Regions from separate parts of the Homo sapiens genome. Here region 1 is linked to region 2. Evidence: chromatin loops called from intact Hi-C (ENCODE). Cell type or tissue: CD4-positive, alpha-beta T cell. All regions are shown on one strand. Links, peaks and the distances in the headings refer to the core of each region. The heading gives the core; the rest is flanking DNA.

Region 1 (4,405 bases), core at 131-4,130, 52 kb before region 2:
ACAAGATTCCCCAGGTAAAAGTTCCTATTACTGTGTACATGAGCTTAGTGAGCTCAGCTTTGCTCAGTCCAAATATCTAAACGTGAATGTGAAAAGTTTCCAAAGAAAATTTTGTAATTAAGTCAGAAAATGTGACATATCTAGAAAAAAAATCCATTTTCTGAACAGTGAGATACAAGATGATCTGGTGGGAATTCAACCTGATACATCCTTCTGGAGAGGAACTTGGCAATATCCAACAAAATAAAATGCTCTTACCTTTTGACCTGGCAATCTCACTTATAGGATGCTATCCTAAAGTTACTCCTATAGCAATATAAAAATAAACACTCACAAGGTTAGCAGAGGTTTTCATTGCAGCATTGTTTGTAATTGCTAAATATTAGAAACAATCTAAAAGTCTATACATAAAAGAACGGTTGAATAAACTGTGCTATGTCCACATAAATGGAGTAGATGCCTGTCAAAAGAATTGAGAAATCTTCCTACGAACTGATAGGGAAAGACTCCCATATTTCTAAGTGATGTGATCTTTTTGTTGGAAAATGTGAATAAGAAAATATACATGTATATGCTCATTAATGAAAAAAAGTCCAAGAAAGGTAAACTAGAAACTAACAAGATTGGATATCTATGGAGGATAAGTGGGCATGAAGTGGAAAGAATAGAAAGACAGATGGAATGGGAATGCAGTGCCAAGATGAAGGGAAAGTGACACTTCTCTGACTACAGCTTGTTGTAAAGCTCTGACTTTCAGAACTCTGATATTTCGCATACTCAAAAATAAATGCATACTTAAAATCAACCAACAAATGAACCTAACTATATTACAAATAAATAATTTAACTACACCAAAGAGAATGGAGAAGGAAATAGTAGTCTAAGCAACTTTGGAATACAGTGTTTTGACTGTATGTGTAAGACCAAAGACAAGAACTTTTAACTAATAGTGCACTCTAGTTAGCAAATTTATCTTTCAAACACTTATGAGTTAGTAACTTTAAAACAAATTATATGTACTAGAATTGAGCAAATAACTAAATTTATTATGTATAATGACACACTCAGAGAAAAGATTTTAAAAACAAGGGGAAAACATGAATAAGTTTTGTTTTGTTGAATTGGAATTAGAAATATCAGAAGAAACTTAAGCTTATATATAGAAACAGATAGACGAGAAATAAATGTAGATGTGTGTATTCATGTGCTGGTATATAAACATAGATTTCTTAACTTTCCACCTGAGAGGGCCTAGAAGTAATGACTACACCTAGTGTGATAATCTTGTTGTCTATCTACCATTATCCAATGAAAGCAACCAGAGCCCTTGGGAGAAATGGTCGATTCTAAGGCTGAAGCAGAAAAAATATTAGATAAGCCTGGCATATATTGTAATGTCAGAAGGAAAGACGCACTGAAAATATGATGGAAGCACGTCCATAGTACCTGGGCTACAGCTTGAAGGAGCTCTCAGTGAACTAATCTGGGACGAGTTGAGCAATGAGATAAATAGTGATAGTAAAGTGTTACCCATATGATAAATCTACACTGATCTACTATAGATCTACACTGATACAACTAAATGATTAAATAAGTAAATAAAATAAATAGAGGAGAAAGGGCAGTTCTTGCTCACATTAGAACTCTAATAAATGTAGAAGGAATGAAAATAGAAAATTACTTTTAGTCAAACATCACAGTAAGTTATAAGCAAGAATTATCAACAGATGCTAAAAATAGTGACTGAAAAAATTATGGAAGTATGATGAATCTTTATTTGCATAGTCTTCAAACTGTCTCTTCAAATGGTACTTTTTAGTGACAAAATGGTACATAACACTTTGTGGTAGAGAAACCTGGCAGAGAACACCTTAACCAAGTGATCAAAGTTAAGGTCACAGCACCAGAAAAAGTCATGTCAACATCATGAATCCCTTAATACAAGACACTGAAAATGGCAGAACATCACTTTGGTGACATTTGCAAAAAAAAATGTATAACTTCAATCTAATAATAAGGAAACATCAAAAAACCCAAATTGAGGGATATTCTACAAAATCATAGCCAGTCAACTTCTAAAATGTCAAAGACATGAAAGACAAGGAAAGAATAAGGAACTATCAAAGATGCAAGGAAAATACAGAAACATAATGACTAAATGCAATGAGGAATCCTGGATTGGGTCATGGAGCAGAAGGACATTAGTGGGAAACTGGTGAAATGTGAATAAGGAGTGTAAATTAGTTATCACTCTACCAATGTTAAAATCCTTGTTCTATGGTTATGGAAAATTTTAACTTTAGGGGAAATGATATATGGGAACTTTCCATACCCATTGTACATCTTTTCTGTAAGTGTATTTCAAAATAAAGTTATTTTTAAAGAAAGCCAGTGACCCAATTTGTAAGACAGCCTTAAAGAGAAACCAGGCTTTAAAAAACGTATATGAAAAAATGTTCAAGCATAGAAAACAAAAATTTAACCCATATTGTAAAGTTCAGCATAGCTAACTACCTAAAAACTGCTTTCCATTTCATCTTTTTCCTTGCACACAAGGGAACAACACCCTGGACATGGCTCCAGAGATCAACTTGCCGGGCCCAATGAGCCTCATTGATAACACTAAAGGGCAGCTGGTGGTGAATCCAGAAGCTCTGAAGATCCTATCTGCAATTACGCAGCCTGTGGTGGTGGTGGCGATTGTGGGCCTCTATCGCACAGGCAAATCCTACCTGATGAACAAGCTGGCTGGGAAGAAAAACGGTGAGTGACACCAGCAAAGCTCTAAGCCCCTTCTGTCCGTACACACGGCGAACATCCAGCTTAGGGATGTGAGCATAGAAAGAGATGAGAATGAATGTTGAAAGCTAACTTTCAGTCCATTAATGGGCTCTTTACATTGACTTTGGAGGATTACAGTCAACTGACTCTTCCCACTTTACTTTTATTTTATACTAAGGGTATAAATGTGCCTTTCTGGAAGGAACACAATGTTAATAAAGAAAATTAACTTCTATAATAATGACTTATAAAACATTTATTAAAATGTTCATGTAGTGACAGCAAGCTTTCAATGAACTTTAAGAAAAATATGAATGTTTCAGTGTGTATTAAATATCTAATTTTCCTGTTTCCAGGATTGTAATTAAGATTTATGCCAGTTGTATTTTCTTTTATCTCTTTTAACTTCAATTATGTTAACTTTTATCTCAATTTCCAGAAACACCTACTAAGTAATTTCTTTTCCCTTTTATCCTCTCCTTCTACAGGCTTCTCTCTAGGCTCCACAGTGAAGTCTCACACCAAGGGAATCTGGATGTGGTGTGTGCCTCATCCCAAGAAGCCAGAACACACCCTAGTTCTGCTCGACACTGAGGGCCTGGGAGATATAGAGAAGGTAAAAAAAATAAGTATTTTAAAAATTTCACTTAGGTAGATTAAAATCTACATAAACCAGGTCAGATCGATAACCATCTTTGCACAATCACTCCTACTCCTTGATTTAGGGCTCTAGTTAATTATATTAATATATTATTTCTTAAAATTTGTGTGGTATAAGCATTCAGAGTACACAATAAGTTCAATTGATTAATTATGGGTAAACCTATGAAATAATGGCTAATGATGTTTTCAGTTATTTCTCTTTCATATTATAGTAAAATGTTTTGGTGAGGCTGCTGAAGGTGCTTATAAACTTCAGTAGACGTTTTACAAACATGTCTGACTTTTTACAGTGGGATCCCACAAAGGTAGTAAAAATGTTCACATCCACACCAGCACCAGTAGAAAGAGAAGCAAAGTGTAAAATCTAATGATAACATCTTTGCTCATTAAGGATAATATATTACTACTGTTATAAATCTTAGACATAGAAAGCTTTTATTAAAGGAGCTTATTTTAACTACTGTGTAAAAAATATCTTACTATGATGTGCCATGGAAATGGAATAGGGTCATAAACTAAGTTTAGGGTACCAGTTTGAATTTTAGTAGCTGATCAAAATAGCTTCTCCTACCAAGTGCTCATGTGTTTCCTGCTGACATATATTTATATATAACACCTTAAATTATACATCATAAATATTATAAATTTGTTCTACAGGTAGAAAAAAATACTGCATAAGGAAGTGAGTTACCTAAGTTTTCAGAACTAATGAGAGACAGAGTTGGAGTTCAGTCAGTCTTCAGCTATCTGAATTGATTGTACATTCTGCTAGTCATTCTTCTTTGTGGCTTCTACAATGACTTACAGGGTGACAATGAGAATGACTCCTGGATCTTTGCCTTGGCCATCCTCCTGAGCAGCACCTTCGTGTACAATAGCATGGGAACCATCAACCAGCAGGCCATGGACCAACTTCAGTATCCTTTTTTGTGGTCCAGAACAGCAGTAAACCTAGAAAATA
Region 2 (4,405 bases), core at 147-4,146:
GCTCTCTTCAGAGCCAGCGGGCAGGAAAGTTTAAATCTGCTGAAGCTGTGCCCAAAGCCGCCCCTTGCCCCAGGTGCTCTGTCCCAGTGGGATGGGAGTTTTTTTTATCTATAAGCCCCTGACTGGGGCTACTGCCTTTCTTTCAGAGATGCTCTGCCCAGTGAGGAGGAATCTAGAGAGGCAGTCTGGCCATAGCTGCTTTGCAGTGCTGTGTTGAGTTCCATCCAGTCCAAACTTCCCAGCCTCCTTAGCAGGAGAAAAATCGCCTACTCAAAGCCTCACTAATGGTGGACGCCCGTCTCCCAACTAGACTCCATTGTCCCAGGTCAACTTCAGACTGCTGTGCTGGCAGTGAGAATTTCAAGCCAGTGGTTCTTAGCTTGCTGGGCTGTGTGGGAGTGGGACCCATTGAGCAAGACCACTTGGCTCCCTGGCTTCAGCCTCCTTTCCAGGGGAGTGAACAGTTCTGTCTCGCTGGGGTTCCAGGTGCCACTAGGGTACAAAAAAAAAAATCCTACAGCTAGCTCGGTGTCTCCCCAAACAGCTGCCCAGTTTTGTGCTTGAAACCCAGGGTCCTGGTGGTGTAGGCACAGGAGGGAATATCCTGGTCTGTGGATTGCAAAAACCGTGGGAAAAGCATAGTATCTGGGCTGAATAGCACAGTCCTTCAGGGCTCCCCTTGGCTGAGAGAGGGAGGACCCTGGCTCCTTGCACTTCCCAGGTAAGTCAACGCCCCCACCCTGCTTCTCCATGGGCTGTACCCACTGCCTAATCAGTCCCAATGAGATGAACAGGGTACCTCAGTTGGAAATGCAGAAATCATCTTCTGTGTTGGTCTCACTGGGAGCTACAGACCAGAGCTGTTCCTATTCGGTCATTCTGCCAGATCTAAGACATGTTGAGCATTTTTTATATACTTGTTAGCCATTTGTATGTCTTCTTTTGAGAAACGTCTATTCATATATTTTGCCCATTTTTTAAATAAGATTGTTTGTTTGTTTTTGAGTTGAGACTCTTGTATATTCTGAATATTAGTCCTTTGTCAGTTGAATAGCTTGCAAATACATTATCCCATTACATAAGATGACTCTCCATTCTGTTGGTTTTTTCCTTTGCTGCACAAAAACCTTTTAGTTTAACAGTCTCATTTGTCTATTTTTGCTTTTGTTGAGTGTGCTATTGAAGTTTTACCCATCAAATTGTTGCCTGGACTGATGTCCACAAGTGTTTTCCCTATGTTTTTCTGTGATAGTTTTAAAGCTGGGGGTCTTACATTTAAATATTTAATCCATTTTGAATTGATTTTTCATACAGCACATTAATATCCACATTTCCCAGCATCAATTATGAACATACATTCCCCAATGTATATTGCTGGCCTTTGTGTCAAAAATAAGGTGACTTTAAATATGTAAATTTATTTCTGAATTCTCTATTCTGTTCCATTGGTCTACGTGTCTGTTTTTTACTGACAGGTCATTTTTTATAAAATTAAAACTCAACTCATTTCACATAAGTGACATGAAAGGAAATTCTTCACGGATAAAAGTTTGAAATCTTCCAATGTGCAATCTTGGGCTACATAAAATGTGCAATCTTGGGTGACATGAAAGGAAATTCTTCATGGATAAAAGTTTGAAATCTTCCAATGTGCAATCTTGGGCTACATATTTCAGTGTTCAGTGCTCCATTCTTCCACTCCTCTCCAGGCCTTTGCTTTTATGCTTTGAGTGCAAGTCAATCTTACCCACTAGAGTAAGTCCAGTTTAGGGCAGTGCCTGTGTCTAATTCATCTTCATACACTTCTCAGCACCTAGTACAGTGCTGTGCATGCAGTGTATTTGCTCTCTATACACACACATGCATATGGTTGTTTTTCTAGCTTGCAGGTCTTGCATCCATTTGATATGAGACTCAGTGACCCCAGCTGAATCACTGAATCCCTCTTGCTATGCACTCTACGGGCAGCTGCATAGAGCTCTTTGTGTGAAAATAAGCTTACTATCAAAACATTCCACACCTGAAATTCAGTCTGTTCATTGGATGCTGATATTGAGACTGCTAGGCATATATACAATAATTATTGCATCATGTAATAATACTAAACTGTGAATTAATTTGATCTGTGACCATCTACTAGAAGAATTCCATAGCCTGCAAACCAAATGAACCGAAAGTGAGGAAATGATGCTTCCTCATCCCCACCATCTAAATGAAAAATTCCCTAAATATTTTTTCCCAGCTGTCTGACATAAAAACAAAAAGCACAAAAACTGTCCCCAACACATTGCACTAAACAGAAAAGAGTGGTTTTCTTAATATCTAGTCTATTTCCCAGAAATGAAGAGCTTGTCCCTGCTTTCACTTTCAATTTGGGGCAGTTTTGGTAGTTTGAGTCTTTCTACGAATTTGTCCATTATGTCTAATTTAATTTGTTGGCATACAGTTGTTGATAGCATTACCTTAAAATCTTTTTTATTTTTGTAAGGTCAGAAGTAATGTCCCCTTTTTCATTCTTGATTTTGGTAATTTGAGTCTCCTGTTCTTCTGCTGGGTTTTTTGTTTTGTTTTGGCCAGTCTAACAAAACAGGTTTTTTTTGCCAATTTTGTTGATCTCTTCTAAGAACAGCTTTTGATTTTATTGATTTTCTCTACTTTTGTCTTATATTCTCTATCTCATTAATTTCTACTCTTTATTTCCAAAATTCTTTATTATTTTCTTCTTTCTGCTAGCTTTGGGTTTAGTTTGCTCTTCATTCACCAGCGTCTTAAGGTAAAAGATTAGGTTATTGATTTGAGTTCTAATATTTTCTTACTAATTTCTCTAGAGTGTATCATATATGTAATTTATGAGAATGTATATCACATTTATGCTAAATCAATTCCAATGAGAAAATTTTTACTCTTATAAATCTAAAAATACTAGTTTTCTCACTTTTTTGATACTATTAAATACGTTAAATATATGTTCAAACAATATAATACATTGTTATAATTAATTCACATAATTTTATGTCTTTTAAAGAAGCTGAAGGGGAAGGTATAAATGTATAGAGCTTGTTATGTTAACTTACAGTTTCAGGTTCTCTTAATGTATTCCTGGGGGTTCAAGTTAACATCTGCTGTCATTTCTTTATTCCAATGCAGCTTCGCTCCTACTGTCCTCTCTTGTCCTGTTCTTAAGTATATCACGTTTCTATATGTTATGAGCCTGAAACACAATTATATACATATTGCTTTATACAACTGTCTTTTAAAAATTAGTTAAAAAGAGAAATAAGAAGAAATATGCATTTATACAGTCTTTTATAACTATATAATTATCTTACTGGTGCTCTTTGTTTGTCCATGTGGATGTGTATTGCCATCTGGAGTCATCTGCTTTCTGCCTGAAAACCTTCTTTTATTAATAGTATTTCTTGTAAAGTCAGTCATCTAGTAGTAAATTTTATTTATGTTTCCAGGCTTGAATCTCCCCCCGGCCCACACTCTTTTTCAAATAAAGTCAGTTTCTGTGGGAAAAGCTTTGGAGCTCTGATTTTATGGACTGCCTCTCTCTCTCTGGAAAATATCTCTGAGCCATGACCCCTTCGAATGGGCAGAGGTGGTAGCTTCTGCTCTTTGCCAGTTGCCCCTCCCAACACGGAAAAACCACCCTACAAGTGAACCAGAGTGAGGGTGACAGGCCAGGGTTTCTCATTCTGCCATTCCTGAGCTAAAGCTGAAATCTTCTTGCAAAAATTATAACTGAGAATATTATTATGTGAAAGAGATCTGACCTGACTCTATCTTACTTCTAACCTCCAAGCTGTCCTTGTTCATCCCTGAGCATAGGCCAAACTGACATTGGAAGGAATTTAGTCAGCCTTTTCCCAAAATAAAACCCCTTCTTCCCTGAGAACTAGACTAACTTTGCAAGACTAACAAATCAGCCATGAGATTAGAAACTGTGGTCTGAGAGTCATGCAGCTAGAGGCCACAAGATTCCAGACCTCTCCAATTGCCATCCAGGTCAATAAACTGGCTCATCTGGTCTTGTGGCCCCCAGCCAGGAACCAACTCATGCAAGAGGACAACTTTGATGCCCTGTGATTTCATCCCTAACCCAGCCAATCAGCACTCCCCACTCCCCAACCTCCTACCCACCAAATTATCCTCAGAAACCCCCATACCCACATTATCAGGGAGAATCTTTTGAGTAATAATAAAACTTGAGAATCCCATACAGCCAGCTCTGCGTGAATTAAACGCTTTCTCTACTGCAATTCCCCTGTCTTGATAAATCAGCTCTACCTAGGCAACAGGCAAGGAGAACCTGTTGGGCAGTTATGGAGCCTCTGCTCTATGAGTGGGACTGGGAAAGTTTGGGAGCCCTTGACTTCTGGTCACACTCACCAGAAATTTA

The links. Peaks named below come from ENCODE experiments on the same cell type or tissue, not always from the same donor. Only the 100,000 strongest peaks of a DNase experiment are listed, where the experiment ranks them.
Region 1: a loop joins it to region 2, with 2.1 times the contacts of the local background. A loop is called at or near these places in 29 of 110 quality-filtered maps.

What each region holds. Positions count from the first base shown.
Region 1 is chr1:89,120,135-89,124,539 of GRCh38, reverse strand. It overlaps GBP2 (guanylate binding protein 2), which reads left to right. Exons shown (of 11, transcript NM_004120.5): 2 at 2,557-2,763; 3 at 3,270-3,397; 4 at 4,252-4,361. The coding sequence starts at 2,574. LOC112268267 (a long non-coding RNA gene) reads right to left here. Exons shown (of 2, transcript XR_007066213.1): 2 at 1-4,405. Among named protein-coding and RNA genes, the nearest start is that of GBP2, 3.8 kb to the left of the region's middle. RefSeq lists a silencer at 2,580-2,874. In CD4-positive, alpha-beta T cell, for the core only: no CTCF peak of the experiment used is centred there; no DNase peak of the experiment used is centred there; H3K4me3 peaks cover 1,464 bases; H3K27ac peaks cover 141 bases.
Region 2 is chr1:89,068,085-89,072,489 of GRCh38, reverse strand. LOC105378841 (a long non-coding RNA gene) reads right to left here. Exons shown (of 5, transcript XR_947575.3): 4 at 3,075-3,211. Among named protein-coding and RNA genes, the nearest start is that of GBP1, 5.1 kb to the right of the region's middle. In CD4-positive, alpha-beta T cell, for the core only: no CTCF peak of the experiment used is centred there; a DNase peak (open chromatin) is centred at 2,379; H3K4me3 peaks cover 1,091 bases; H3K27ac peaks cover 770 bases.